Regions from separate parts of the Mus musculus genome. Here all the other regions are linked to region 3. Evidence: chromatin loops called from intact Hi-C (ENCODE). Cell type or tissue: left cerebral cortex. All regions are shown on one strand. Links, peaks and the distances in the headings refer to the core of each region. The heading gives the core; the rest is flanking DNA.

Region 1 (10,459 bases), core at 964-8,963, 200 kb before region 3:
ATAGGAGGTGTTAGGCTTTAAAGTATTGACGTAAGTGGATTTGCAGTGTTTACTAGGACCAAATAAAAATGTTGATCAACTGAAAAGCTTTGAAGATGCTCTGTGTTCTGCAGTATCAAATACTTGCATATGATTTAGTTATTTATGTAAAATTTAAACAAGCACATCTCTCTCATTGGTGTATAAGTTTACTTTCATTTTTAATAAACACTAAAATATGTATCCCAAAAGAACTGCTTTAAATTAACAGCCTTTATGGTTTATTATCAAAATATGTATTCATGTTACATGAATTTGTGTGGTTTTGAATTTTTCTTTTAACTGTTTCTGATACCATCCTGATCCATAAGTTGTTTGTAAATGTGGAAAGACAATATTGATATGATAAAAATTTCGTCAAAAAATAATTTTTTGAAGACCATTTCTTACACTGTATCCACAGGTGTCCTTGAACCTACTGTGTTGGCCATGCTGGACTCAGACGAGCAATCTGCCACATTTTCCCAAGAGTTGGGATCACAAGTGTAAGGCACCACCATGGCATTCAAACCTCAAAAATTAATCTAAGAACTAGTTGGGAAATTCTTTTGAATAATAATAATTAGAAGAAGAGAACCCTAAGATGAAGTAAGATGCTTAGCAATTAAAGACTTAGACATATTTAGAAGTGGGATACTGCTGTTTTGTTACTCTATTCTGATAAAACATTGATCAAAATCAAATTGAGCAATAAAGGGTTTATTTTGTCTTATACTTCCATGTGACAGTCTATCATCCAGTGAAACAGAGACAGGAAGTGAAGCACAGACCATGGAGGAACAATCCTTATTGGCTTGGCTTGCTCTCAATGGCTTGCTCAGTTTGCTTTCTTACATTTCCGGGACCACCATCCCAGGAATGCCACTCCCCACAGTGTACTGGGCTCTCCCATTTTATCAGTCAAATAAATGCTGGATGGTGGTGGTTTGTGCCTCTGATCCCAGCCCTCAGGAGGCAAAAGCAGGTGAATCTCTGAGTTCAAGACCAGCCTGTTCTAAAAAGTAGTCAGGGCTACACAGAGAAACCCTGCCTCAAGAAGCCAAAAAAACAGCAAAACAAAATAAACAAACAAAAACAAAACAAACAAAAAATCAGAACGAAAATCTACATTATAAAATCCATTAGCTTTTTATTGTGCTATCATGAAAAATATAAAGCAATATGTGATTTTCACATTTCATAACGTATATTCAAGAGACTTTCTTTCTGGCAAGCATTCTCTGAACTGAAAATACTGTGCTGTGGCACCAGAGGCAATGCCCTGAGGCTTACTTTTGTAACATCTCTGCAAAGCACACCCAAAGGGAGTTAGCCAGACTCTGAACAAATTTTTTATGAAGGCCAGACTTTTGCTTATTGCTATGATTTTAGGATTAAGAAACTAGATGAAAAATTAGCTTCCTTTCAATCTGGTAACATTAAGAGACTTAAACCTTGAATTAAAAATCAGTGCTGGAAGCCCGTTTTAAAGGGGGTGGGGGGAGGCCGTATCTAGGGATCTGAAGTCTTCTGAAATATTTTCCACCAATTGCTCCATCTGGGATTCCCAGACACAGCAACCTCTTGCTTTGTTTTCATAGCAAAGCGGCTCCAGGTATACTTTCTGGAAGCAGATGTCTGAACCTTGCTTTTACCTTTTGTACTGTGTGAGCATATTTTATGTGCTTCTTAACGACGATGAACTCTGTGTACTTAAAATGGCAAGAACTAATAATGGCTCCGAAAATGTCATGCTGAATGACTGACACTGGTTTTTTTTTTTTTTTTTTTTTTTCCTGTTGAGATGGGAACATCACATCAAGTGTTAGCTGAATAAAAGACTGAAAAGCAGAGTGAAGCCATTCTTCCTTTAGAGATGACACCATATTGTTCCTCTGGATCTAACTATGGTTGTAGTTCTTTAAATCTTCTATGGAAAAAACTATGGAACCAAACCATCTGGTAATGGTGCCCGCTACCAAACCAGACCACTAGATTTCAGCTCTGGGGCTTCACATAGTGAAAGGAGAAACCAGCTCCCACACCTTGTCCTTTCCCATTCATATGTGTGCTGTGTAAGTGGTGTTTATAGACATAGACATGTATATGGACATATATTGATAATATTTTTATGCATCAGTATTTTTTCTTTAAAAGCTGAATGCACAGCTATGGACTGCTGGGTGTGGATGTCTCATTCTGTTATTTTCTTACATGGAGAGATCTTTTTTTTCTCTTTAGATCCATTATCAAGCACACATTTCTCTACTTTGAAGATAAGACAATTCCAAAAAATGTAATATATGTTTACATGAATGTCCCCTTAACATTCTTGTTTTCTTCATTACAGCCCAGGCAACCAACAACTTTCTTTTTTCCTCCCAATCAAGCATGCTGTTTATCTCTTTGCATCCTTATATACAACCTCCTAGATGCCATTCTTTAAGAAAAAGCTCAATTTTACTAGCTTCAATTGGATTCTCTTGGCCAGGAGAGGTTAATGTTTGACCTAAATCCTGAATTCTGTATTCCCCACATCTAGTTTTTCTATATTTCTAGTTTTATTTTTCCTTTCACAGTCTCTAGATCCTTTCCTATCTGTGGACAGCCACATTCACCTTCCACAAAAAAAGCAAGCAGGACATGATCTATTAAATTCATGATGTGCTTTCCCAGTACAGATCATGCTGCATAGATTGCCCATATTCTTTTCTATCTTATAAAATCCCATTTGTTTCTATTTCCTGAATAAAGTTAAAGAAAAAAAATTCTCTAAAAGTCCCTCTTCTGAAATCAACCCATAGTATCTTACATAACTACATTTAGAGTTCAGTACATAAAGCTATATGCATTAACACATGGATTTTCAAGATATTCTATGCTGTTTAATTTCCATTCATTCGTTCACCAAACATTTATTGGAGACCTGCTACTGTTAGTCATTTCAACATGGGATAGGGCAAACAGTTGTAAGAAATCGTCTTAGCTTTTAACAAATTTATTTTCCATAAGGAGAGTTAGTTTTAAGTAAATTTTGATTTACAAATATAGCATAAGTGATTCTAAGGAAACAGAGCCTCTAGAGAATATGTTGGAAGAAAACAGTAGCAGTATGCATTGTGAAGGTGAATAGGAAATATTTCCAGAGATTTTCTCTTGTAAGGGTAGATGATTGTTCAGAACTTGGCCTATGATTGAAGCTCCAAATATCATAAATGAACTACACTTTGTGGGATGAATTTCTCTGAAAAAAAAATTCACGGTTATGTAGAAGAGTCTACAGACTAATTTTGTTTGTAGAGAGTTGGCCAAAAGTCCATCGCCAAAATTATTTGGGACTACCTTACTCCCTGTAATAGTTGTTTATTGTTCTGTATCTGATATAACATGCCTTTCACTATTATGGCAAAGCTTTTCAAATATATTAACTTGGCAGACTGTTCTACTAACCACAGGCTAAGGATTGTCCTTAGACAGCATCTAGCAGATTTCCCAGGTTTATGTATCTTGCTTACCTGATGTATTATGACAATAGTTTGTTAACTACTTCCACGGTGGAACACACTATTTGGGGCAACTTGTATCCATGTTCCTTGTATTGTATCATGGTCTCTCAGAACATTGATTCTGAACATCTGCTTACTCCCTTTGGAGTGCATACTGTGCTTTTAATGGTCAGTTTCAAGTATACGAAGGCCAATTTCCTCTAATGTATTGACTAAAGGACCAAATTAAAGAAGCTACTTCAGAAATATAAACCCTAATTACATGACACTAGCATATGCTTTCCACCAGTGTCCACGGGGCAAATATGTTTTGCTCATGTTATGGACAGTTTTATTAATTGCTTGCAGCTGGACTAATCAAAACAATTTCATTCACAGATGTGGTTCATGCGGCTACTTGAACCAATGAAATATTAAGACGTGCAGGACAGCGAGCACTCTAGACTCACATTCCAAGCAATGCTTCAAGACTAATGTAGAAACCAGGTGATTTATTTCTTGTACATTCGATTCATTTTTATATAAGGTACAGCTTCGATGTAGCAAATTAGGCAGTGACAACGCTAGTGGGACGTATTCCTTCTGCTCCACCTTTTAAAATAATGTACATGCTTAGCTTGAAGCTTTGACTCAAAGCTTAGGAATCACATCTTCTGCACAGCAGCCGCGTTGCTAGGTAACCAACTCTCCGGGCCCTGTTTCCAGGGGTCACCAGGGACTTCCGCCTCCCTGTCCCATGTGCTCCAATCAGATACTAGGGTGCTTGTCACGTGCAATTCTGGGGCGGGATCCAGAGTGCTGTCCTCCCCAACCTGCACTGTGAAGGGTGGGCGGAACCCGACTCTGGCTCAGGGATGTTCAGGGCCGCCCCGCCCCTGAGAGCTGAGTGGGCGGCGAGGAGGGCGTGGCGGGTGCGCGGGCCAGGGCGGTCCCTTTGGCCGGTCCTGCTTCAGCACCTGCGGTTGTCCAGAGCTGCAACTGCTGTCTCCTTCAGGTAAGGCTCAAGTGGGGTTGCAGTGTAGGAGACTTTGCTCAGCGCCCAATCAAAGAGGATGATATTTGAATGAGTTGGCTTCACGTTGGTGACCAGCACTCTAAGGTCGCAGACTAGGACTCTGAGCCTCCTACAGTGCTGTGCAAGCCATGATGCCTGAGGAGCTAATCCCAGGAGTTTTGCAGCCACACACCTGAGTATTATAAGGCATAGTTAGAACTCAACATGTATGAGGATTCCCCCTGCGTGGAAGCTGGGGCTGTTTCTAAACACATTTTTGCTGTTATTTCTAAGCTTTTAAGTATATGGGTGTCTATAACCTAGAATGTTATTCCACCAATGGGCAAGACGTATTTGCATAGATTACTTTGTCCCTTTGAAATGGCTGTACCAAGAAAGCTTTTAAAAAGAAATGTTATAAGGGCAATACTAACCTGAGAAAAGATTGTTGTATATTAAGGAGATCATAAAAATTCTTTCTTGTTCTCTTACCGATGTATCCACATTTGTATGCAAGTATTCATAGGAGCAAAGTCTATGTTATTAAAAATGAATTAGAATACACAAAATACACTAAAAAGTTAGATCATATATCAATCACATGTCATCATTTATTTTATATAAATGTCTTTAACATAGATTTGAAGATATATTTCTAACTTACTCAGAACAAACTATCCTCCAAAGAATACTAAGAAATACGCACCCATTGTTTAAGAAATATGAAGTATTCAATTTAATAATATGATATTATAATTGCCAAATTTATCACTATCATATCATTTCTAGGTTACAATGATCACAAAACTAGTTAGATGCAAGGGAATTTATGAGGATTTAAAAACTTGAACTAAAAAATGATGAAAATATTCTATACATTTGCTGGTTCCTGTGTTCTCTTATCATTATTTTGAACGGGGAGAACTTAACACTGCAACAGTAGTGACTGAAACCTGTAAGTATTCCTTTATTCTGCAAGGTGCTGCAGCAACCAGAATGTGCCATGCCATGGTTATAGTTTTATGTTGGAAGACAGAAATCTGAGGCTGTCTGACGAACTTCAGTAACTCTGAAAACTTGTCAATTCAAGAAAATTTGGGAAACTTGCTTTAGTGGATTATTTATGGGTTAATGTAACAAGTGGTAGTTTTAGCACATTAAGAGTTCTTGGAAACTTTTCTAAATTGAAATTAACTAATAATCTATTTCAAAAGATACCCATAAAAGGAAAGTTTCTTTTTTAAAGTGAGGTCTACAAATGTGTATATAAAGACTAGTTGGATTTTTTTTTAATTTATGTTGATCTGGTATCTCCTTGTGTTGATTTTTAATAGATTGCTAAAGAAGCATAAACACTTCTGGGGAAATAGTATTTTTAGTTGCCTTTTAAAAACTTCATTCTCTTTAATTTTATAATTAAAATGTTATATCAGAATTCTAAAATCACACTATTTTTATTAGATATTTTCTTTATTTACATTTCAAATGCTATCCCCAAATCCTCCCTATACCCTCCCCCCACGCTGCTCCCCAACACACCCATTCCCCTTTCCTGGCCCTGACATTCCCCTGTACTGGGGCATAAGATCTTCGCAAGACCAATGGCCTCTTGCATCACATATAGAAATCTACAGATGAATTTAGCTTTGAAAATTAATTTTAAAAACTCATCTGCTCTAAGGAAAAGCTACTATATTTAGGCAGTTTTTCTTATTGTTTTCTGTAAATGACTTTAAAGTCCTTAGCCTGAGTAGAGATGGGCCAAGAAAGCTTTTATACTAATTCAGAGAAGAACATGACATTTTTTTAGGTTATTTTGTTATGTTTTGCTTATTTTATCTTGTGAGCCATAGAAGGCCAACAGTGGTTACTATGTCAGTATTAATAAAATTATAAAATTTCTAACTTAATCTAATTTTATTGTCTGAAACATTGTAATGAAGACCACACTGAATGCTCCATTAATCTGAAGGATTAACATTTTCCTCCCATAATCTAGATTTACTTGAGATTTGGTACATACAAGAAGAATAGCAGTAGTTAATATTATTTGAGTAACCCCTTTAGTCAGCCATTCACGGTGATGTCACGTCTACACATGGAAGACTGTAGCATTAGCCATGTGATTTCCAGTGTATTTTCATGGATGACTATCCTATGAAGAATATTTTGTTTTGAAATAAAACTTATTAGGAGATAGCGAAGGCTATCTTATTAGCTTCTTACGCCTTCTCCTTCATTTGTGTTAGAAGCACATTCAACTACTAGCAGCACTTCCGTGCCTAAGAGTGCTCATTGCCCTTTGATAATATCATGGCCGTTATTCTCCCACTGTTAATGAGACTGTACCTTTGAGATTTGAGAACAAGCAATTACATGTGAACGCCTAAAGAGAATTTTAGAAGTTCCCCCTAGAGAATCTGCTATAGAAACAAAACCTAGAGGAAAACTGATTTCTCATCTGACATTAGTTAAAAGTTCCAAGAAGGACTCACCTCTCCTTGGGCCCTGTGAAGATGCTAAATCTCTGTTAAAATCATGGTTAGTGCTGCGTGTGTGACATCAAGCGAGAACTCTCTAACACTGGATTTGAGAGCCCCAGAGACAGGTTTCCTAGCACAGTGTGTGAGCAATCACTCTTGAGTGCTGAAGGAACCGTGGATTGGAGCCCCTAGGGACCAAACTCCCCACCCATGAATCCTGCTGCAGGTGGGGAGGGGAACCCGTGCCTGATGGATTCCAGTCCACACTTGGCACTCTAGTTTTTGAACAACCCTCTGGGTTCTCTGGCTCCCGCGTATTTTGAGATAGAGGCAGATAGATATCCCCAGCTCTGGAAATAACAACTGAAAATTGAAAGAGGAGCAGAAAGTTTTAGAGTGGCCAGGGCGGAGGAAGAGAATCTGCAGATGTTGAGCGCCAGAAAGGTTTCAGAGTGCTCTTAATCTTCAGAGTCAATGGTACCTGGCCAGAGAATGAGAACTGTTAACGCTTGCACAGGTAATGACCTCCATGTCCCAGGCCTGCTTCAACTTACTACTTACTATAGACTTACTGCTTCCAATTGCCTACTGTCACAACCCCAGATGCCAACACTGACAGATCCAAAAACTCCTAGAGGCCAGTATTTGAAAAGCTTATTCACCTGAGACTTCCATCCATGTAGAGCAGAGAACCACAAGCAGCTGGTTAAGGACTTTTGCCAATATACATAGAAAGAAAATTTCATTATCATTTTTAGAAAGACTGAAGGGTAATTCACTTTTAAGATTTTTCTAGACTTTGCCAAAAAGCAAGGGCAAGGGACAATTCTGTTTTCAGAGTCACAGCTGGCTCTTGCCATGCAGTCACACAAATAGCTGTGTGACATAGCCTCCCTTTGCAATGATAAAGATACTGCTTTTATTACCTAACAAATACTAAAGGGGTGTGGTTTGTTAGGCTAGCTACAAATTCCTGGAATTCTGCATTCTAGTTTATAAAACCCAACAACACAGAAACGGGCAGTAATATGTCTTCAAAAGTAAGACATAGTTCGTCATTTGCTTTCTCAGGGTTGCCTGATAAGTGTAACGTTCAGGCGAACCCTGGCAGAAGAGTCATTAAATAAATCCTCGTGTGTTCATGAGGATGCTAGAACATTTAGTGCTGATTTTATATCAAATGCTCAGAAACGGGGGATTCAGAACAGAGTTCCTTAAGCAGTTTTCCATGTACTTCAGCTTACTGCTTACCTCTTTCACATTCTTGACACCCTAAGTTATGAACATTGTTAGTTTTCCTGAATGTCATGTATAATAAGGAACATGTCATACTATACATGCAGAAAAGCTGTAATTGGGAAGTAGAAAAAAATTATACAGAACACTCATGCTTAATGTGGTATAAAATAGCTTTTATTTTCTTATACAAATATCTGCACTGAAGTCTTAAAGCTTGTGTAGTTGCTTAATAGCAGTTCACATTTAATTCTCTACATATATATATATATATATATATATACATATTCAAGTAAATCTCAATGATAAGTGTAATTATGCAGTGTTTTGTTTTGAGATAGAAGCTCACACTGGCAGTGAGCATGGCCCACAGCTCACTCTGAAGCCCAGGCTGACCTGAAATTCATAGCAATCCTCTGACATGAGCTTCTGGTATGCTGGGTTTAGAGGCATAAAACACCCCACCCTTCTAACTAGTATTTTTTTGTTTGTTTGTTTGTTTTTTAAGGAATGGAAATATAACAAAGTATTTGAAGGAACCATTTCAGAATCTAAGATGCAAGGATCTGTAGAGCCCAGGTATTCTAAGGATGAGGAGCAAAGGCATTCAGATTGGCTCTCAAATTAGATATGGAAACTTGCTCTAGAAGGGCCAGGAAGCGGGAGTGGGTGGGTTGGTGAGCAGGGGGAGGGAGGATGGGATAGGAGGTTTGGGGAGGGGAAATCAGGAAAGGGGATAACATTTGAAATGTAAATAAAGAAAATATCTAATAATAAAAAAATAAAAAGGAACTGCTCAGGCTCTAGACCTCTAGCACCCTTCAGACCCTCTCAAGAGTTGCAAAGAGTACTCTCGCCATTGTTTTCTCCCTCATTGTGATGACTCCAGCACTAATTCAAGTATTTTGAATAGTTAAAGTTTAAATTACTTATTACATTGCAAAAATAAGAGTTGTATCTAACAAACAATGTATCATGCATTTGATCTCATCTTCTAAGACGTTTTACCTAAGACACTAGTCAAAAACTTCCTTTCTGCAATTATCGTAACTTGTGAATAAATACAAAGTTTTGCCTCCAAGTCTTTTGTGCTTGCAACTTGGTCCTTCAACCCAATATGTCCTTGGTTACAATTTTAAAGTGGAATGAGTTTAAAGTCTAGGCTTGTCACTTGCTTTGGTCCTAAACAGGCTCTATAACCCTCTTACTAAACTTCCCATCAGCTGCCTTGCCTTTCCTGAGAACTTAATAGACAATATATCAGCATATTTTTAAATCAGAATTTCTTAACAAGTTGCCCAGACACCTTGTGGTATTTGTTTATTTGATTGTTTGATTGATTTTAAAATAACTTAGGCTCAAGTGACTGGTGAGATAGAGACAGGAGGACCTCTGGGACTCACTGTCCTTCTGAACTCTAGCCTAAGCAGAAATTTGATGACGAGAGACTTTATCTCAGAAGAGATGTACCACAGTCCTGAAGATGACCACCAAGGCTGTCCTCTGGTATCCACATACATGCACATGTGTGCAGCTCCATACATATAAACACATATTTGCATAGTCACATTAAAAATATTTAGATGTAAGTTGAAAATAATGTATTCACATCTCTACCTCTTTGAATTGGTTTCTTGCTTTTCTGGTTGAAACCAAGTATTAGACCTCACACACAGCTCCTGAGTTTTGCTGATCCCATTGAAATTTACACGGGTTATTCTAAGTGGTTACTTTGTGAGCCCAAACCAAAGCCATTTAATAACCTTACTCTTTTCTACTCACCATCTAATCCAGGATTGCAAAGTAGGCTAATGCTACACTTATTGCAACCTATTTTTATCATCTAAGCTTTTAAGAACATCACGGATTGGCACACACTGAGAATGCTAGCACAAAATGTGTCAGAGCATCTAAATCATACGTCCAAGAATGCAAGAATGTAAGAGACTATTCCTTGTTCTTAAAAGATACTAGATGGATATTTTCTGATAACTTGCCTGTACTGTCGACCTTGGTCAATAAATCTCTAGCTTTGTTACACATATAAATCATGTGAGGGGATGCTGACATATCCCATTCACAGTGCTGACTCACTAGAATTAAACATCTGAGCCATATAACTTCATTTGTAGCCAGTTTCTAACTTAACTGTGCTGCCAGTCACCTGGGAAATGCATATGGTGATTAACTGATTTAGATAATTGTAAAATCCTCTTTATGTT
Region 2 (10,459 bases), core at 1,748-9,747, 73 kb before region 3:
AAAGTTAAAAAAAAAAAGAAAAGAAAAGAAAGCCTTTCTTAAATGATTAGCTACACAATAGCTGGGAACAGGCTACCTTGTTCTCATGGAGTGAGGTTTGTTGTAATTCAGAGGTTTCTGTGTTGACAAGGTTTAAATAAGGGTCCTCTTGTCATTCTGCTTCTGGGAAGTCTAGATCTCCAAGTGTCTTCCAGTCACCTCTGGACTGGCTCACTCCCTGGGTAATAAGGTTCGGGCTTGGTGCAGCTTCCCTTATTTCAGGCAGATGCACTTGAGAATAGATGAGAACTCAGGTGGTTTATGTAATGTGCAGTGGGAAGAAAACCTTTTTCTATGTCACTCCACTTGTAAAGAAACACTAAGTTAGTACCTGGTTGTATTCAAACCAGGTGACATTCAATCTAACAGTTGAACTTATTCTAAAACGGTCAAAGAACAGTCTTAAAAGCTCAGCAGATAAAAAACAACAACAGAAAAAACTTAAAACCAAAACTTACATAAAGGTTGTGCAGCTTTCTCCTTTGAACCTCTTGACTTGTATCTGCGCTTATAGCTATGGGCAGGAAGACGGTCGATTGTGATTTCTCCCACAGTTGGCTTGACATCAAACCACCCTATAAAATACAAACACCAAAGGCATTTAAAAAATGTTATACAACAATCAATAGTTCCATGCTGGGAGTTTAACGGAGATGCTCTGGAAGACCAGCCAATGCCCTTAACAGCTGAGCCACATCTCAACCGCCCTACTGGTAATTCCTGCCCTACTGGTAATTTTTTGATGAGCAAAGGAGTAACTGTATTTTAAAATATTACTTTAAAGGTAGTATCTTTATGTTTCTGTAATTTTTAAAATGTTGTTGCTTGTATTTGTTTATTTGAATGTGTGTGTGTGTGTGTGTGTGTGTGTGTGTGCTGGGATAGGGGGATGGGAGTGGGGGAGGGTGGTCCTGAGTATCCTGGAAATCAGAGAAAGGCTTGCAGGAGTCCACTCTCTCCTTGTGGATGAGGTCATCCTGCTTTGTGGCACACTTCCTTTCCCACTGAGACTTCTAGGTGGCCCCTTCTGTTTTAGTATAGTTTTATTCAAGATCTTACATAAAAAGATAAGCCATAAGTATAATTTCTTCTAACAATCTTTTGGGAGAATAGATGCACCTAAAGCATCGCTACACAGCTCAACATAAGTCACACCGTGCCAGCCCTGCACTGCTGCCCAGGGTCCTACGAGGACACTGACAACAGGAAGGTACGTTTACCTAGTTCTGTCGTTCATGTAAAGAAATCATACAGCATCTCTTTTGTTTTGCAGATGTGTATTTGTTTTCGTGACAAAATTATTTTCATGTTTTTCAAATCTATTTTAAAACGTATCCTATGAGTTGTACACCTGAGCATTTTCTCTTAACCCCTAAGGGCCCTTTCCATCCTTGTAGCTTATCTTACAGGAAGTTTTCCCACTTACCACTCACACTCTCAGAGAGAAAACAAACAAGCCTACCCAGCCAGCAGCAGCATTCCTATAACTATAACAATCTCTATCAACTGCTTTGGGGATAGATTAAAAAAAATAAATAAATAAAAAACCAACAACTTCTATAATCAAAAGTACCAAAAAATGAAGAGTAGTCCAGTAAAATGGTTCAGCAGGTTAAAAGGTTCAGATGGAAGAAGAGAACAGATTTCACAGAGTTTTCCTCTACCATGTGTGGTGTGGTCTACACACAACCGCAAACACACATTCTCTCTCACACACACACACAGATGGGAGCCATTTTGTCTGCTTCTGTGAAAGCCTACCTGTCAAGCAGTCAAGTCAGGCCAGAGTCTACTGCAGATTACCTGGCCTGATGATACATGGAACCGTAAGAGGGGTTATACTTGAAGCTCAAGGTGAGGGGCTTGTTCATCTTGGAGGCTTCAGTCTTGTTAATCATGGAGGAAGGAACAAGGAGGACTAGGGAGGCCTCTGGATGGGTACAGATATCAAATGTATGTCAGCCCCGTTACTGCAAAGTATAGAAAGCCCGAGAGAACCTGGGGGCTGCCATAGTACTGACTGAGCAGCCTTCCCAATTTCTAACCTGTGTCTCTGAGTCTTCTGTCTTTCCTATATACATAGTGAGAAAGTAAGTCTTTCTCACTTCCCCCTCAGAGGACTGTTTGACTTTGTACCAGCTGACCAGTACAATACACACACACACAAAAAAAAACATATTCACTCACACTCACAAAATGAAAAAATACAAATCACCATAGGAGACTTGAGTATTGATTATTTAAAGAGGGAGAAAAATGATCATGGCTATATGAAGGTATGTTCAAAAGGAAACAATATAAAGGGTCTGGTTGCTCGTTTTAAAAGTAACCAGGCTGGTATGTGGAGACTCATGTCTTATGCTCCTAGCTTTTGTTTTTATTTGGTGGTTTTGTCTTTTTTAATTTGCCTGCTCTTAAGAGAGAGAGAAGGAAGGTATGGAGCTGAGAGTTAGAAGGGGAGGGAGGATCTGGGAGGAGGTGGGGAAAAACTGCAATCAGGATATATTGTATGCAAAGAGCCATTTTCAAAAAGAAAAATGGGAGGGAAGACAAGGAGGAACTAAGGAGTGTTGAAAGGAGAACTGTAACAGAACATGTTGTAAGAAAAAATATTTTTCAATAAAAGAAAAAAGATGAAAGACATTCTGGAAAACAACAACAAAATTAAAGAAACTCACTTAGGGGAAAAAAAAAAGTATTGTATAAGGCATGGAGATCTAACTAAATGGTCGGGGACTTGACTACAATATATAAGGCCCCAAACTCAATCGCTCATACAACACATGCACAATATGCAAAAACAAGTGTGTCTATGTGTGGCTAAAATTGAGATAGCATGATAGTACCATAGCTTAATTCCATTTTAATCCAGGAAGCTTTCAACCAAAGCAGGAAGACGTTGGTTTCCATGGGGAGAGGATGTGGTGAGCTCAATCAAGAAGTGGGAGGGGTTGGTAATACTCCTTTTCTTAAACTCTTTCCAGATGCACAAGTGCCTAACACCATTATCAGTTTTTAAAATTGCTCACGTATTATATAAAATGGATATGTGTGACACATTTTGCAGCAAAATTGTAATGTTTAAAACAGTCACATTTTGAATATAAAATTCTGCAAAAGGATTGATGCCTCATATTCTTTGTTTGCACACAAATTCGTGAATAAGGCCAGAGACCATAACAAGTCAAAGAAGAGAAACAATATAATATAGGAGTCTGGAAAATGAACACAGTAAGGGTAGACACAATCCACACCACACTCACTTTTGGGCTATCCAAATAGCCCTAATGTGAAGAAGAATTCAAAGAGTAGCCTTCCATTTTCTAGATACCAGAGAGAAAATGACTCTTTCCTTCAGAAAATATAGTTCAAAGGAAAGAACATTCTAATGACACACATGTTTCTTGGATAGTTGATATGCTACAGAAATGTTCAGTTTTCTATGTGTGAAATAAGGGCAAATATATGATAAACATAAAAAAATAGGCCAGAATGGAGCTAATGATGAAGACAGAACAGCACTTTCACTTACTATCCTACCTGCCTGGGACAATGGATAAGCAATATGACAAGAGTTTAAAATGACTTAAGATGACTCTGGGCAAGCCTTTGGAAACCTGCCCTTCCATCCGCAAATCAACAAACATACTGTCGATAAAAAAGAAAGCCATCCACTCCAGTGATCATAAATCTTTTTACTGCATGGTTTTCTCTCATTTCAGCTTAGGAGCAGCCTTGGTGATTTCAGAAGCACTCACCTGTCTCCAGGGAAGGCTTACCTGGATTCAGTTTTCTGCTTAATTTTCTTTGCAGCATTTGCAAAAGGATGAGGAATTCTATCTTGAGTTCATTGCTGAGTACATTAGGATTGCTTAGTAGTTCCGACAACCTAATGTTATTCTTAATAGATTTTGATACTGTATTCCTAGGAACCAGGGGCAAACGCATTTGGTAAATATAGTCTGTGAAATTAGCGAGATCATCCTGGATACTTCTAATTCTGAAAATAAGAAACAAAATATTGTTGGCAAACTATGTCTTAGTAGTGAGCCTTATGTCATCAAAAGTTTACGTTAAATTGTGCTGTTGGAAAATTTCAAACTACTTACTCTTGATGTGTTAGTAAAGTGTAAATCTCCTGTATCAGTATTTCAGGTACCCCAGCCTTACAGTGAATTGTTCCATGGATTAGTTCTTTAGGTAGTTTAAACTTCTTTTTCGCTAGAAACTTTAATAATAGAAAGAAAGTATTTCATCATCAGAAGTTCTAGAAAAATAATCAAGTATTATGAATTTACTTTAACTAACTTTTCATTTGAACTACATTTTCTATGTTATCAACATTCACTATTTCTTCAAGAAAGCCACTATTATATACCACTCTAATTGTCATATACTAAATTTTATAGTTTATTTATAGTTTTGTATATAATGAACAACTAGAATTTGACTAATCAGTTATTTCCTAGACTTGACATAGAGTCTCTCTCTCTCTCTCTCTCTCTCTCTCTCTCTCTCTCCTGTCTTTCTGTTTTTCTCTCAGACAGAGATGTAGTGTACTATCTAAAACAAGCTTCACAGGAAACTCTTGTCAATTTTGTGTCTTACCTTCTCTATCTGTGCCCAGTTATCCAACTTGACTTTTAAGGAGGTTCCATTTTCAAAGGATGATAATCGAAGGTCCCAGGGATAATAAATACAGAATATCTCTGCAACTAGGTAGCCATTTGAAAAATCCCTGATACATAACAATAAGGAAATGGAAAAAGTGTAATTGAGATAATTATATAATAGCTAATAAACCATATTGACAAACTATCTGGAAAAACTTGTGTTGGTTCATTTCTCTGAGAAGGTTTCTCAATAGGAAAGAAAGCAGTTAGCTAAAGTGTCCTTTAATGAATCCTCCTAATTATTAGATTTAACAATGTTGCCAAGTGATTAAAACGCTTATTGAAAGTTTCACAGATGCTTGAAAAACCCAATACTGGCATTAATCGTTTTCCTGCAAAAGATCTATGGTATTCATTTTTATGGAATTTTGTTCACATTCTATAGTAACAGCCAGTTACATAGACCATCGTTTCCGTTAAACAGAAGCTTAAAAAAAAAAAAAAAAAAAAAAACCTCAGATAACTGGATACATGATACATTTTCAAAAAAAGGGTAAACTAGTCCTTATTACGATTAATACAAACAAAACAAAACAAAAACCTTGGTTTTTTGTGATTATCAAAGCATTCCGGAATAGCTTAACTCTACAGTGTAATGACCAGTTGAATGAAATCAATGAACACAACGGTCCACGTCTTTCTGGAACTTCCTATCTTGATATGTATGCCTTGTGGCATGCATGAGTGAGCAGGGAGTTGGATGGCGAGGCTGTCTCCGTGAGGAGGGAAAGCAAGGCCAAGGAGGCTGATTCCAGGCTTAGGGAGCCTGAACTGAGCGAGCGCAGGTGGCCTAGGGGAGGGTGACACCTGAGGAGGAGGGTGAATCACTGGGTCCTGTCTGGCTTTAGCACCTGGTGACATTCCTAGGGAAGAAGCTGAGATCTAGGCCCTGGAGCCAGCGCAGGACAGAACGACTCAGGCGGGAGCTCCTAGGCGGATGTGGATACACCAGACATTTCTTTGGCTTCTTTCCTGCGGGAACTGCTGGTGGTGTAGGTAAGGACGTCTTGGATGATTCTGCCGCCGGCAGTGGTAAACACTCCTCTGCCTGGCCGGCGGCAGCCATGGTGCTTTATGGGTTTCTATGGCAACAGATCAGCTGGGGGCTGATAAGGTCTGCTGGAATCGAGGCTTTAGCGTCGAAGGGCGGGGCTTCGGCCTCCAAGAAGGCTCTGTGTTAATGACATTTAGGATGTGACTCAATGTTTTGGAGTCAGTAATCTCTGGATCCATGAACGTTAACAGTCTGAGGAACTAAAGTTGAAGACAGAGCTTCAAGTATAAATTGTTGGCTTCACTTGCACTGTGTTGGCAAATCTTTCTTTCTGTATCCCAGTTCACACATTTTATAGTGTGTGTATTTTGGTCTGCCAGCTAAAGGCCATTGTTCAATAAAGAATTTTGAAGAGAAATGTGAAAAAGCTCTAGAAGACAGTGAAAATTGTTTTTTTTTTTGGGGGGGGGGAGGTGGATGAGAGTAGGAGATAGACCTGGAAACCACAAAAATTTTGTTTTAAGAAGAAAACAAACCTTTAAAATTCATCATACCTATTTCCATAATGATTATGTAAAATGTACATTAGTCACATATTTTAAAGCTATTTATAGATTACATTCATATACTTCAAGATGTCCTGAGATGTATAATTTCATTCAACAAGTATTTATTGAGTATTTCTTCTGTGCCTGTAACTGATGCAGATATTTCTATCCATTAATGAGTGATTCAGAAAATGAAACTTATTACAATGTGGTGATAGGCAATTACAAATTAGATTGCTATGCAGGAAGATAATATCAATCTCTTAAAATCTCTATAGCAAGAATATATTCAGTGTTGAATATGAATACGTATCCCACATATAAAACATGGGCTGGATCTTGGTGGTGCTATGTAATATATTATTGAGTGTTTTCTTGTATATTTGATCATTTATAAGGTAGACTAATGTGACTTTGTATAAGGTTAAAATGAGGCCAGGGGAGACAGATGATTAAGGCGCTTGCTACTAAACTTCAGTTTGTTCAATAGGAGACTGAGAAAACCAACTCCTCAAGTTGCCTTTGACAACACACGAACACATGGCACATAATTGCCCATATAAACACACACACTAAAAAGTGTCATTCTTAAAGAGTAGGCATGAAAGAGAGAGAAGAAGTAGTATGTTTTCTCTTTGTCCAGTGATATATGTCTTATCAATGACTCATTCTTTTAATGACTGTTTTTTAAGAAACTGTCTTAAGGTATGAAATAGACCATCACCGTCAACTGTTGTAGTTCCTACTTTCATCGGACCAATACCCATGTGTGATCCTCTAGATAACACTGATGTAGGCTTTACCACTGTGGGAACTCCTTTGGACGTACAGATACATTTATATAAGTGAAAAATTCACCTACACTGACAAGTGCTGCCATGCTAGTATTCTGTGTGTGTGTGTGTGTGTGTGTGTGTGTGTGTGTGCAGAGTTTTAAAGCCTAAAATCCCAAAAATCTGTGCCAAGTTCTTCCACCAACCAAGATTTAGGAATAAGGGATTTCCTTGGGAACTTGTCTTGTGTACACTTACCTCTCTCCCATTGGTTGGGGTATTTACCTGTGCCAGGTAGCTTGCCTTGTCTAACATTCATGTCTTAAGTTGCTAGGCAGGGTGTCAGTTATCCACATACATGACTCTTTCTACCAAGTAGGATGTCAGTTCCCAGGGAGGTCTTGGGAACTTAAACTTTACTTGACCGTTTCTCAAAATGTAAGTCTTAATCCAAATAGTTTTTTATATTAGTGCAGGTGTCTCTTTTACACTGGAGTCCATCCCAGGGTCAGCCTATTAAAACAAATTCAATAAAAGCTTACATATAGGTGCAGGAAGTGCTGCTGGGGGCTTGGTTTGGGTTCAACCTTATTGTGGGTAACTCCACAAAGCAGTTCTGCCTTCTATCATGATTGGTTTCTAAGAGCACAGAACATAACAGACTATGTAATCAACTTGGGCATGAGAAAGTAACAGCAGAAACAACATATGAAAAAGTTTCCTTATAATATTAATAACAGTACAAAATGGCAGGCTAGACAGGTGACAGTTACCTAAGCCTTAACATTTCATCTAGGCCTTGATATTTTTACATACATACATACATATATATATAATTAAATATATAATAAATAATATATATGTGTGTATATTTGTGTGTGTGTATGTGCAAGTGGGCTGTGCTACTATGCAGGCATAAAACCTGGGCTGTTGAGTGAGATTTGAGAGCATCAGCAATGGAGCCGCTCTCTACCTGTCTCTGTACTTGTTCCGGAACAGGTAACAAGGACACAGAACAGGACACAGGACCACCCGTACTGTCATGTAGCGTAGTACCTGGAGTTCTTCTTCATGCTAATGAGGTATCTAGATAGCCTTAGCCTTCAGCCTGTGACCTTCTTGGATCTTCCCACGTCCTTCCTCCAAAAGTATGCATGGTTCACCTGGAATAAAGTGTATGTGTCCACATCTACCCCCAATAAGGCAATATGAACAAGCAAGTATTGTTTCTGAGATCTGGTTCATTAAAGATCGCCACAGGAAATGCCTTCGCCTAGATGAGCTATGACATTAGGACTCAGGAAGAAGGTCTTTCCTCTTCTTCCCCCACTCTGATACTTGGCACTTGCTCCCTACTGGACTGGATCCTGCTCATCCGAGGGTCTGCTTTAACCCTGCCTTACAGATGCTCCAAGGGGAAATGTGGACTGGGGACAACCTTTCCCAACTTTCCTCTCCAGGCAGCACACCAGTGGTGCCTGGGTATCCAGAAAGGAGACCAGGAACCACAACATTAGTCCCAGACCTCACTTTCCCCTTCCGGCATTGCAAGCAGTGGCAGGGAAATGCAGGCAGCAGACTCTGCCTCTCTCCTCCCTGAACTGGTGAATTATTGGTGGCACCCAACACTGCTGGTGAAGAGAGGCAGAATGCTGTACCTTGTACGTATGCGTGTGTGTATGTGTGTGTGTGTGTGTGTGTGTGTGTGTGTAGGTCCCATAATGGAACAAGGAACAGGTGATTTGGAAATCTAGAAATATTTTCAGAAGAATTGACCTTTGAATCTTTGCATTGGATTTTAGAAGGTACTAATATTCTGGTAGATTAAGACACAGTTTCAGAACCTGGAGAGCTAGGGAAGAGGAAAATAGTTCAGGGGTTAAAAGCATATAACTGCTTTTGCAAAGGACTGAATTTAGTTCTCAGAGCTATTTCAGGCAGCTCACAGTCACTACAATATCAGCTCTGGGGAAACCAGATGTCTGGCCTCTATAGAGAGAGCCTGCACTTAAATGTACATTTCTATACACACATAAACATGTAACTAAAATACTATTTTAAGAGGAGCTTTAAGAAAAACTGGTTCTTCTAATTAGCTGTGTGACTTTGAGCAAGTTATTTAACCTACCATATTTGTCCATTGATGTGTTAGACGTGCGGCTCCAGACAGACCACACCAGGCCAAAAGGTTCCACGTGAGGTTTATTGTAGGAGAGAAGGGCAAAGGTGGGGGCGAATAAAGGGGAGAAGAGGGAGAGAGAGAGAGAGAGAGAGAGAGAGAGAGAGAGAGAGAGAGAGAGAGAGAGAGAGAGAGAGCGCTCAGAGGGGTCTTCCTTTTATATGGAAAATGACTTAGCTGCAGGAAAAGGTGGGAGATGAGCCAAGTGGATTCTATGAATATGGTGGCTGTTGCCTTGGCAACAGGTGTGTGGGTTGCTGTCACCTAGGTGTGATGTCACTGGATTCAGAGCCAATCCTGATACCAGCATCCATTATGCAAATAAGATAAAATTCAGGAGGTTTAAAAAATAAAGATAAAAGTCAAATATATAGTGCTTAAAGCAACAGAGGAAGCAGGTAGTTATTTATCCTCAGTGAAAATTCTTATTTCTATGACTCTGGAAATGTGTTTCATAATAGGAGAAAGGCCAGTTTCATATGGAATGAGGAATACAGGTATATGACTTTTTGTACTTTCCCCTTTCATCTCTCTAGCCTCTCAGTTGTCCTGCCTTGAACCATTCCCATATCTGCGCTCTCAGGTTGATTGCTTCCTTGTCTTTATTATCTTTACATACACATATCTCAAAAAATGATTATAAGTATATTCAAAGAAATTAAAAATGAAAATAAGCTCCCAAATGTAAGGTAGAATAAGGTAGAAAAGACCAGTGGTTAGGTACTGATTTATTGACTTCATTAATGGTTTGCTTAAAGCACGGCCTGGGCTGCCTGTTGGCTGAGCAAGACTTCACTTGTAGTCTGCAACAGAACGACCTGGAGAAATAGCTGAGACAACGGGTCATTGCCTTTAACAACCTGCTGACTGTCATGTAGGCTTGGTGTGTGTATCCACGAATGTGTATATATACCTGAAATAAAGATTTTCCCCTTGGCTAACTCACCTATCTCTTACTAGCTGCATCCTCTTTATTGGGCTAAATTTAGTGTTTTGTCTTAAATACAAGTAATATAATTCTCTCTCCCCTCCCCATCCCCCCCTGCTGAGTTTGCTTTTCTTAGTGGTGCATATACTGTAAGTGTTGCAGCTCTGAAGGGAAAGGTATCCTAGCAACTGGGAACCAAGGAAAACCGATACAAATTCACTCTACACAACAAACTTCACACAAGGGATTAATTGGGAGGGAAAATCCCAAGAGGATGGCTGCCTCTGCTCTAGTGAGAAGACAGCAAGGGGTTGAATAATCGAGA
Region 3 (10,459 bases), core at 1,302-9,301:
ATATTTCTCATTTTTATGATCTCTACTAATCAGGCAGATTAGTCAGCATCTGAAAATTCAAAAAGGAGATGGCAAGATGACTGGAAAATGGCCAACATATAAAAACAAATGTTAAAAGACTGATAATGATATACAAATTACAAAGCAAACATACATCCATCTCTCCTTTCTTCCTAAGTAATATGTCATATAAATATTCTGTCTTTTTACATCAATGAACATGCTTTGATCCCACCTCATTTTCATTTTGTCAAAAATCCACTGGATGTTTAAATTATGTGATACATTAATCGAGGACATTCGATTAACTAGAGTTATCAAACCCAGCAATTATACTGTTCACTCTTAGGGTGGCTTCCTCTGCTGACATTGTCTATGAAAACAATCCTTGTTCAGCTCATATTTAGTGGGTCATGTGGTAAGACTTTATGATGAAGGGTGAAGACTACACTTGTGGGCTTAAGGACAAATACTTATGGATTGTTAAGGATTATTATGGTTTACTAAAATAGTGGGTATTGATCCATCTCTAATATCTATAACTCACTAGCACTGGGTAGTTAGCTAGCTTTCCAGTACCATAGCTTCCCTCCTGTTGAGAGGCTCTTAAACCCAATTAAAAGGCCAGTGGTTATGCTAAGCCAATCAGGCCACTACTACACCCCTTTAGGGTTATTGTGCCATGCCATGCAGTTCATTGATGTGGTTCATAGATGCCATTGCTTGGTAGGACTTTGGTTGCTTTTTCCTGTTGAAAGTCAACCAAGGGCACCAGTAATAGGTTGTATGCCTGGGGAAAACCCTGGCCAACAATTCAAAAAATGCTTTCTCATGTACTGGGTTTTGTGTTAAGTGGTCTTTGGATCCTAGAGGGAGCATTTTCAGCCCAGAGGAGAAAAGTTCATCAAATCTATATATGTATTTTTATACAATGAATTACATGCATAATAGATCATTTTAGGTAAATAGTTAACAGTATGATTTCCTTTGGCTTTTTTAGAAATCCTTTTTGTTTTTCTTGTCTTCCTCCCTTCTTGCATTTACCCCTTTTCCTTCCCTGGAGAAGTGACCTTTACCCTTCCCCTATCAGATCACTGTACTCTGCCTTTCCTCTTTAACATCCTCCCACCTTCTGTATACATCTCCCTCTCTCCCTAAGAACCCCTCTTCCCAGTTCCCTGATCAGATTACTTGTACCCTGCTAGCCCTCTCTCTATTGCTCCCCAACTCCCCAGCCTTTTAATGCTCCTATTTTGCTTTCTTGGTTTCTACAAGCTATGCATTTACATTGGAAAATTTGGAACTAGGAGCATCCAATGAGAAACAACAACAACAACAACAACAAAAACATGTGAAGTTTCTCTTTCAGAGTCTGGGTTACCTTCCTCGGTATGATGTTTTCTAGTTGCATCACTATGTGCAAAGTTCATGATTTCATTTTTCTCTACAGTATTCACAGACAGGTTTTCTATAATTGTTGAGGTATGGCCATTTGCTTGTATTGTAATGCTAAGTGTGGGTCCCCAAGACTTGGAGAAGAGGGAGTCTAAACCTAGTGAGCTGTGTGACCTTGCCCCCAAGTTATTTCATTGGTGAATAAAGATACTGACAGCCAATAGCTGGGCAGAAGAGACATAAGCAGGTTTTATGGTTCTCGGGCTCTGGGGGAGGGGGTGTTGTTGTTGTTGGGAGAAGCACAAGCAGAGAGAAGAGGAAAGGAGGAAGAGAAAGTTAACAAGGGTTAGGAGTCATGGCCCTGTGGGCTTGGAGTTACAAGCAGCCCACATGAAACATAGTAAGTAAAAACTCTGGGTTATTGATAGGAAAGTAGATTCTAATACCACAGAGGATGGATATCTGCCCAGCTTTTATGCTGCTTAGAGTTTAATATACATATAAAGGTTGTGTGTGTCTTTTTATCCAGGAACTGAATGATCAAAGGTGGGGTTAAGACCCCAATTGAGATTAAATATCTCCACAGCATCCAACAGGCCATTACTTTCCCAGGTACACTTCAGTCTTTTGTTTCACAGGTACTTCTTTACCTACTGGGAACAGATTATTGGGTGTGTCTTACATATACCTCTAAGTGTTCAGTATATTTCATAGCATGTATCCTGGCACTCATCATCTGTAACAAGAGGCATCCTTTCTCTAAGTTACTCTATAGTAATAATACTAGGTAGTGTGTGGGTTGATTTGTTCTGTCTCACCACATACATGGCTTCCTCATTTTGTCTCTAGCACTATGTAGCATCCCTCAGTATTTATACCTGTTTTATAATTTAAGCTGCTGCTTTGATTTTGATAACTTTACTCAGTTATAAACCTCAGTAGGGTTTATACAAAGTGATCAATATACTTTTGTGTCTCACTTGCAGCACAGTAACTATTTATTAAAACCTTCCTTCACTGAATACAGTGTGGCTACCCGAGAGATTGAATAACCAAGGTTTTAAACACATCTAAAGACCACTCTGACTATAACTGCTACATATTTCATTTATTGGCTCTATTCTATTTGAGCCAGGGTCTATTCTGTTACACTCTCCATTCGAGGCCTAGAATATGCACTAGGCAATTCTTAATGATCCTGCCTGTATGCTGTATGAAAATTAATTGCATGGTAATGACTGAGAGGAGTTTAATCAATATCAGTTTCTCATTAACACCGTTTCATGGTTTACAGCAGCTGTTGTACAACAACCTATTTTGGATAAGTGGAAATATTTGGGATTGTGGTATAAAACACGTAACTTAAGTAGAGGTTCGGTTCTCTGTTGAAAGCAAAGCAACAGGGATTTGACTAATTGTCTAGTGCGAAGGCTGCATACCAACACTGGTGTCCCTGACTGCTATTTAGGTGCCTGATTGATTTCATTTTTCCTCCTTTCCAAAAATGTCCAACTTTACCAGCTTTGATAGAGGTGAGCTGGGACCACGCGTTTTGAAAAGTGACTACCACAGAACAGTTAAGGGGCCGCTGTCCCTATAAACTTAACTGAAGGTCAACTCGCAAAATGCTACTTCCCTACCAAGCCACAGAGGCCATGGAACAACTGAGCAGTGGAGGAGGCGGGTCTCCCCCCACACCCCCGTGGCAAAGCCCAACCCCCGTGCTCTTTGATGATTGGCGGATTCACTGAAAGCACCGCCTTCCGGCGCGTGCACGGCCGCCCAGTGGGTGGGACCCAGAGGGTGTGGGAGCGTGCGCGCTCCCGTCGGAGGACCGGAAAGGGGGCGGGGCGGGACGTGCGCACCCGATGCGCGGGTGGGCGGGGACTGGTCGGCCGCGGGAAGCAGAGCCTGAAGTGCGAGTGTGGGAGCCGGGGCCCGGGAGGGAAAGGTCGCCACGATGAACACCGTCCTGTCGCGCGCGAACTCCCTGTTCGCCTTCTCGCTGAGCGTGATGGCGGCGCTCACCTTCGGCTGCTTCATCACCACCGCCTTCAAAGACAGGAGCGTCCCAGTGCGGCTGCACGTCTCGCGGATCATGCTGTGAGTGCGGCCGGCCGGCCGGCCCCGCCCGGGGCTGTGTGCGCGGTCCCCGAGGGCTTCGCCGCGGGCCGTCCACTCCGCGGACGCGCGTCCCGGGGCCCTCAGACCCCAGCCCTGCGCGGTCGTCTCCCGAGTGGCCTGGGTCAGCGCTCCCCTTCCTTCCTGTTCTGCACGTCCCTCACCCACCCGGGCCAATGAGGGAGCAACACAACAGCACACCCACACCCGCGCTTCCGCCCGGCGCCTCCCCGCCTGCAAGCGCGCGTGGGGACCTCAGCCAGTCCCCAGTCCCCCCTGGCCTGGGTGTCCATCCAGGCGCCTCGGTGGGTGGCTCTGGTGTCACGTCCAGCCCCAGTTGGTTCTCTTTGACAGTCCCTGAAGACGTCTGTCTGTCCCTCGTGGACACACTACTTGGCAGCTGCTGCCTTGAAGTTAGGATGTGCAGGATGCACAGGGGCGGTTTAAACATCCCAGTTTCTTGTTATTTTTAACGTCATTCTTTAGCCAGCAACCTGAATAAGTCTTAGGAGACATTAAAAATAGAATTTCGAAATGACTGTTCTTTTCCCGTACTGCCTGTTTTATTTATAGCATTTCCCTCCATTTTTCTGGCACTTTTATCTTTCACGCAGTGGTTTTAATTCCTGTATGCTCTGTGTGAACTGTCCTCTACAATCTGCCCGTTCTTTTAGCCTTGGTTTACTAATTTGTTTGTCAGAATCACCAGTAAGTGTCTCCTCTTACTACTGCTGCTGCTTTTGATTTTTCATTTTTATCCCCAACACTTTTTGTTAGGTACTATTGGTGATTTAAATAGACGTAGCTTAGATACCGGCCCTGCCATCACCTTCTGTGGTGACCTAGATAAACTTGAAACATATTAAACATTGTGATCTTAAACAGGTTTCTTGCAGTCGCAGGTGTTAACATTTGTTGTAAGTGAAGAAAGTCACTGGAAGGATTGTTGTATGGATTTCAGATAATTGTGGAAAGTGCATGTTGGCTCTGACATATGGCATGTGCTTATAATCAGGTGCTGCGTTCCAGATTATCTTGTGGCCTGCTCCGCATAAAGTATTTGTGTTTCCGTTTTTCTTTTTAGTTTTATTTTTTTCTCTTCCCTTGTGTTCTCTCAGGGCTCCTCGTTAGGCAGATGAAAACCACTGACTGCCTTCTCTTGTATTGAATTATAATATTTATTTTCAGACAAAAGCTTACTCTTAAGTTTACGATTTCGCTGTTAAACTTGGGTGTGACTTCTGCACACAAGGAGCCCTTCCTGTTTCAAGTTGTGTACGTTTAGTGTGATACTGTGAGGGATGGTAAAACTTTTATCTTTACTTCTAGAAAAAATGTAGAAGACTTCACGGGCCCTAGAGAAAGAAGTGACCTGGGATTCATCACATTTGATATAACAGCTGATATCCTTCAAGAAAGCCTGGCATTGCCTTTTCTGTACATTTGAAATGAGATGCGAGTGTAGGAGAAGGGGAAGAGGGAGTATGACTCCACCCCAGCCTGGGAGTCATGTGCGTATATCTTAAGTCTTCGTTTAAACAGCAAGTTGAAGGTAGGAAAGAAAAGATACAGTTAAATCATTTTGGTTAGAGAAGGAAAAACTCGCCAGAGCTCAGCCTGCCCAGAAATAGCCTGTTTTCAATCTCAAATAATCTCTCATCTCTTAGGAGAGAAAACAAACAAACACCTCCTATGTTTCAAAGGACGTTGCATCTGCAGTGGTTTGTTCAGAGGGCCACTGATGACAACTTATGTCAGCGTTTTATCACCTGTCTGTCTGGTCAGATGGAGCCTAATGAAGCTTCTTTGATCAGCCAGGATGAGTTATTTTCTCTTTATCTTGTGTCTCTGTCTTCACCAGATTGACGTCTCGGCAACCTTAGTCTCCTTTAGGGCCACAGGTTGTAATCCTGGCAGTGTATCATCATCATTATTATTATTAATCATTGGTTAAGGAGACTGTTGTATAAAGCAGCTGACCAAAGCATATGTCTGACTGGTTTACCAGCTGTTCTTCCTTAAACTATTTGCAGTTTTTAATTAAGCAAATTATTGGATTCAGGTATAAAGTAGGAATTAGTTTAAAATGTTCCTTTTGTGGAAATACAGATGCCATCAGAAAAATCTTAAAAATTTGTGTTTAAATTTTCATGCCCTTTTAAAATCTTAGATGAGAAGGATCTTAGGCAGAGATGGAAGTAGTATTTTGTATTCTAGAAAACCACATTAAGCCACTGGGAGTGTAACTCATTGGGTAGAGTTCTTGCCTAGTGTGCATCTACGAGTCCTGATTTCTATCCCCAGCACTGCATAAAACTGGCTTGTGGGGCATGCCTATAACCCCAGCACTCCAAAGGAAGGGGCCAGATTTGAGATTGGAAACTCCTTATTGTGTTTATACACTATCAGTCTTATAGTTTGTTCAGGATTTTCTTAATATCTCCTCATATTTGAAATTGTCCTTTTCGTTTGTAAAGAACTGCTGTAGACGTCTCTATTCTGAACAATAACTGGTAGTGGGTATACTTTAAAATTAGAGTGTGATAAGCCTATCAATATGTACATACATATACAATTAATAATTTATAGATAATATTTAATAGAAATTCTCATGTTAGCTCTTCTCAGTGTGGCTTAGTATTGTAATCTCTTCTAGTAGTACCTCTCCAAGATGAATGGGACCCTGTTGGTGTTTCTTTACTGCCACCGCAGTACCCCACACACTGAGACACTGTGATCAGGACTGATGTGTAGCCACATCAACTTGTATAGAGTGCTGTGCTTGGTTAACTGCTTGAGCTCAGTGCGCATATGCGTGTTAGCTACTTTGAATAGTGAGGGTTGGTTCTGCTTTGGAGCTCTTCCGAAACTGTTTTTCTCCGAAAGACTAAGTCCTCATTCTTTTGAACTCATTGGACAGAATTAAAGTTTCAGTTGCTTATGTTTACTTTTTTCAATAAGTAAGTCAGCTAGTTATGCTTACAGGAAGACCGGGATGGTAACCTACACACACACACACACACACCCCTTTGGAATGGGCTAGATTTTACAATATATGTATCCAGTATTTCTGTTTTTAATTAATGTTGGTACATTCGTGGTCTGCCTGTTCTGTTTTGTTTCAGTGTTCATGGAGCGATAGATGTTTTAAGAATAAGGTTTGTTAGAAAGTTGTGTGCTGCTGTCCAGTCTTTAGAGTCCTTAACTGTTGGCTTACATCTAGAGAATATATTTGATTGGAATGTTAAGCAGTTATTTCTTTATTTATCTGCAGAGTATTCAACAAAAAATAATGTAAGTACTTATCTAAATATATTACAATAGTTTCCTTTTAAACATTATTTCTTAGGAAAGAATGTAATTTCAAGAAATTACTTGTTGGACAATTAGTCCTCTCCTCAAGGGTTCCACGGATTGTACCCCACCCGCTGAGGTTGTCACTGACCCAAGAAGATACATTTTTATGTATTCAGAACATCTGACCTTCATAGCTTAGTTTAAAAACAAAAAACAAAAAACTCAAGCTACCAGAGAGAAGGCTGTAGTGAGGAAGCTTTCTGTCCTGCAGTAGCCTGTTTAAGCTCTGTGTGCCTTGTAGCTCTCTAGCATTAAGGGCCCAGAAAGGTGTGCACGCTGTGACAGCAGGCTATTTCTTGACTCCCTTAGCTTCTCTTATAGTGCTGATAATGAAAAGTATGGAGTGGCTTACTTAATATATCAAGTTGAGATACACACAAGTAAGACATCACTTCTATGTTGCTGCCAAAAGCAATTCTGTTTTTCATCATTGTAGGTAGGTGTGACGATTTGGATAAGTATGTCCCCCACAGCCTCCTGTGTTTGAATGCTTGGCTATAGGGAGTAGCACTGTTAGGAGGTGTGGTCCTGATGGAGTAGGTGTGGCCTGGTTACAGGAAGTGTGTCCCTATGGAGGTGGGGCTTTGAGGTCTCCTATGCTCAGACTCCACCCAGTGTGGAATCCTGTCTCCTCCTGCTGCCTTTAGATTAATGTGTAGAACTCTCAGCTCCTCTAGAACTGTGTCTGCCTTCAAGCTGACTAGCCTCTGAAACTATAAGGCAACCCCAGTGAAATGTTTTTCCGATAAGAGTTGCCTTGGTCATGGTGTTTCTTTACAGCAATGGAAACCCTAAGGCAGTAGGTAATTTGTAATTACAGGTGGGTCTATATTTTATATGACCTCTAGGCAGCATGTTAAACAACTTCATATACTAATTTTTGAATCATATATTTTATGCGAGATATTTCATTAGACATCGGGCATACTAGGGTGAATAAACTTAAAAATCAACAAAACATTTTAAAGACAGCAGAAAAAGCTCTCCTTCAAAATAAGAGTTTTGATCTCTGCCTTTAAAAATCATCAAAATATTTTAAAAATAGAAAATTTTATAATAAGAGTATCTGCTGTATATAAATACTATTGAGTGTATCCAAAATTTATGAGCATCAATGTTACTTTTGTGGTGGGTATATCAAATCGTTTTTATAATTCTGCTTTACCTCAGTAAAGCCAGTAAGATAACACTAGTTTGGGATTAAATTATTGCTTTGGTGAGTAATCAGTACACTTCCATGCAGTTGTTCAGCTCTTTGCTTATTACTTAGGCTTTGGTTTTGAAGTGAGAGTGTCCCTGATGAGTTATCTAATTACTTTCAATTGATACAGGCTCTGAACCAAGTTGTCCTTTGGGACAAAATTGTTTTGAGAGGTGATAATCCGAAGCTACTTTTGAAAGATATGAAGACAAAGTATTTCTTCTTTGACGATGGAAATGGCCTCAAGTGAGTGCTTCCTTGTTGTTTTTAACATTTTAAAGTAATATTGGTAAGAGACTGATGAAATGTGTTTTTATTTTAAAGAAAAAAATACTGTTCCTGGGGAAATAGTAGCATTGACCTGGCATGCACAGGATCTTGTTCAACTTCCAGGAGAGTTAAGAAGGGAAGGGGATAAAAATGTTAGTACAACAGTTTGGGAGAAAAGTGTTTGTGTATTTTGAACTCAACTGAAAGACTGAGGGGGCTGGAGAGATGGCTCAGCGGTTAAGAGCACTGACTGCTCTTCCAGAGGTCATGCAACCACATGGTGGCTGATAACCATCTATAATGGGATCTGATGCCCTCTCCTGGTGTGCTTGAAGACAGCTACAGTGTATTTATATAAATGAAATAAATAAATCTTAAAAGAAGAAGAAGAGGAGGAGGAGGAGGAGGAGGAAGAGGAAGACCGAGGAAAGAGAAAAATTGGCATTGGTCATAGTAATCAATTCTCTAATAATGCTAAATGCTGTAATCACAATAAAAGTCCACCGCTGTTACAGTTTGCTTTCTATTGCTATAATAAAGCACCAGGAAACAAGGCTTACAGGTTACAGTTTATCATTAGGGGAAGCCAAGGCGAGAACTGAGGCAGACACTGGAGAAATGCCTCTCGTTAACTTCCTCAGTTTGCTTTCGTCTACACCCCAGACTACCTGTCCAAGGATGGCACCACACACAGCAGGATAAATCCTTCACATCAGTCATCAGTTATTAATGCCCCGTAAGCTTGCCTGCCTGCCAGTCTAATGGGGCTCCTCACTTGCAGTTCCCTCTCCTGAGATCACTATATCCTGTGTCATTGACAGACAATTAACCCGTGCAATAGCTGTTACTATTGAATATACAGGGACACTCAGGGGGAGGGTGCTTTCTCATGTGTGGGAGGGGCGCCACTGTTACCTTATAGCTCTGCTTTCTGAACTCGAGTCAGGAGCCTGCATGAGGAGTCAGTGTGGTGGGTGGAGACCTGGGATTCTAATGTTGCTTCTTTAACTTATTCCCCTCTCCCCTCCCCTCCAAAAATTCAGTTTACTCTTTAGAAGAAGAGGAAATCAGAATGACTGATGATTGGGATCTCAGGCCATTTTGACCTTTGCTTTATAAGATTTGAACTAATCACACCTTTGGATGTGCAAATAACATGGATTTTGATAGATTTTGATCTGCTTCAGTTTGCACCTCTAAATAATGGCAAAATTAGATTTCACACTATTGCCTTTTGATTCCTAGCCTGAGTCTCGTTTTCTCCTTGTTGTGTTCTATTCATGTAAGCTTTTTTTATTGGTAAATAGCTGCAGGTGTGAATTTATGCTGGTCATCTAGGCTACCTGTGAATTTCATGTTGATGTCTTCTAGTGCTATCTGTGGATTTCATAAAAAAATTGTTATGTTTTGTCTATTAGAAACAGCTAGTTACAGATGAAGTGTATGGCCCAATAGCACTTGATTGAAATTTTCCTTAAATGACAAGTTCTGCTAACCTTTGCTTATTCCATCCTTTTGTAGGGGAAACAGGAATGTCACTCTGACGCTCTCCTGGAACGTTGTACCAAACGCTGGAATTCTACCTCTTGTGACAGGATCGGGACATGTGTCTGTGCCATTTCCAGATACATACGAAATAACCAAGAGTTACTAAATTATTCTGAATTTGAAGCATATTTTTATACATGTTGAATTGCATCTCATCTCTTCCCGGTTTCTTCATTGATTTTTTTTTTCTTTTTTTTTTTCCTTTTTTGTTTGGATGTAAGAAAAACTCACGTCAGAAGACGCAGTTGAAGTGAAAGGTTCTGAGCTGCTTAAGCTTAGCTTTGTAAACAGACAGAAAAAGCCTCCCAGAGGAGAGTAGTTATGAAGAACGAGGCAACTGCATAGGAAGAATCTATCAGCAGTGTAGGGTTGAAACACGTATTTATATTATCTTACGGAATACAAAATGATCATAAAGGGCTGTTAGACATTCAGGTGTCATAAGAATTCTGAATTGTATCCTTTGTGTTCATGCAAGGCAGTTGTGACTTACTCATGGGCATTCTCTTATATCTCTAAGTGTATACACTTAGAGATCCTAAGTGTAGATGACTGGAAACTAGATGA

The links. Peaks named below come from ENCODE experiments on the same cell type or tissue, not always from the same donor. Only the 100,000 strongest peaks of a DNase experiment are listed, where the experiment ranks them.
Region 1: a loop joins it to region 3, with 8 times the contacts of the local background. A loop is called at or near these places in 4 of 42 quality-filtered maps.
Region 2: a loop joins it to region 3, with 2.8 times the contacts of the local background. A loop is called at or near these places in 6 of 42 quality-filtered maps.

Annotation. Positions count from the first base shown.
Region 1 is chr8:54,718,347-54,728,805 of GRCm38, reverse strand. It overlaps Wdr17 (WD repeat domain 17), which reads left to right and starts at 4,438. Exons shown (of 30, transcript NM_001372370.1): 1 at 4,438-4,518. In left cerebral cortex, for the core only: no CTCF peak of the experiment used is centred there; DNase peaks (open chromatin) are centred at 3,593 and 4,296; H3K4me3 peaks cover 1,354 bases; H3K27ac peaks cover 1,380 bases.
Region 2 is chr8:54,596,120-54,606,578 of GRCm38, reverse strand. Spata4 (spermatogenesis associated 4) reads right to left here and starts at 5,798. Exons shown (of 6, transcript NM_133711.4): 1 at 5,564-5,798; 2 at 4,648-4,777; 3 at 4,149-4,267; 4 at 3,819-4,039; 5 at 498-614. The coding sequence starts at 5,778. It overlaps Gm46039 (a long non-coding RNA gene), which reads right to left and starts at 9,448. Exons shown (of 3, transcript XR_001778557.2): 1 at 9,156-9,448; 2 at 8,084-8,190; 3 at 7,277-7,540. In left cerebral cortex, for the core only: no CTCF peak of the experiment used is centred there; DNase peaks (open chromatin) are centred at 5,789, 8,997 and 9,453; H3K4me3 peaks cover 565 bases; H3K27ac peaks cover 1,748 bases.
Region 3 is chr8:54,522,802-54,533,260 of GRCm38, reverse strand. Spcs3 (signal peptidase complex subunit 3 homolog (S. cerevisiae)) reads left to right here and starts at 3,263. Exons shown (of 5, transcript NM_029701.1): 1 at 3,263-3,498; 2 at 4,846-4,919; 3 at 6,734-6,810; 4 at 8,205-8,320; 5 at 9,866-10,459. The coding sequence starts at 3,356. The coding sequence ends at 9,998. In left cerebral cortex, for the core only: a CTCF peak has its summit at 8,658 (motif pointing left); DNase peaks (open chromatin) are centred at 3,204, 3,751 and 4,986; H3K4me3 peaks cover 2,776 bases; H3K27ac peaks cover 1,927 bases.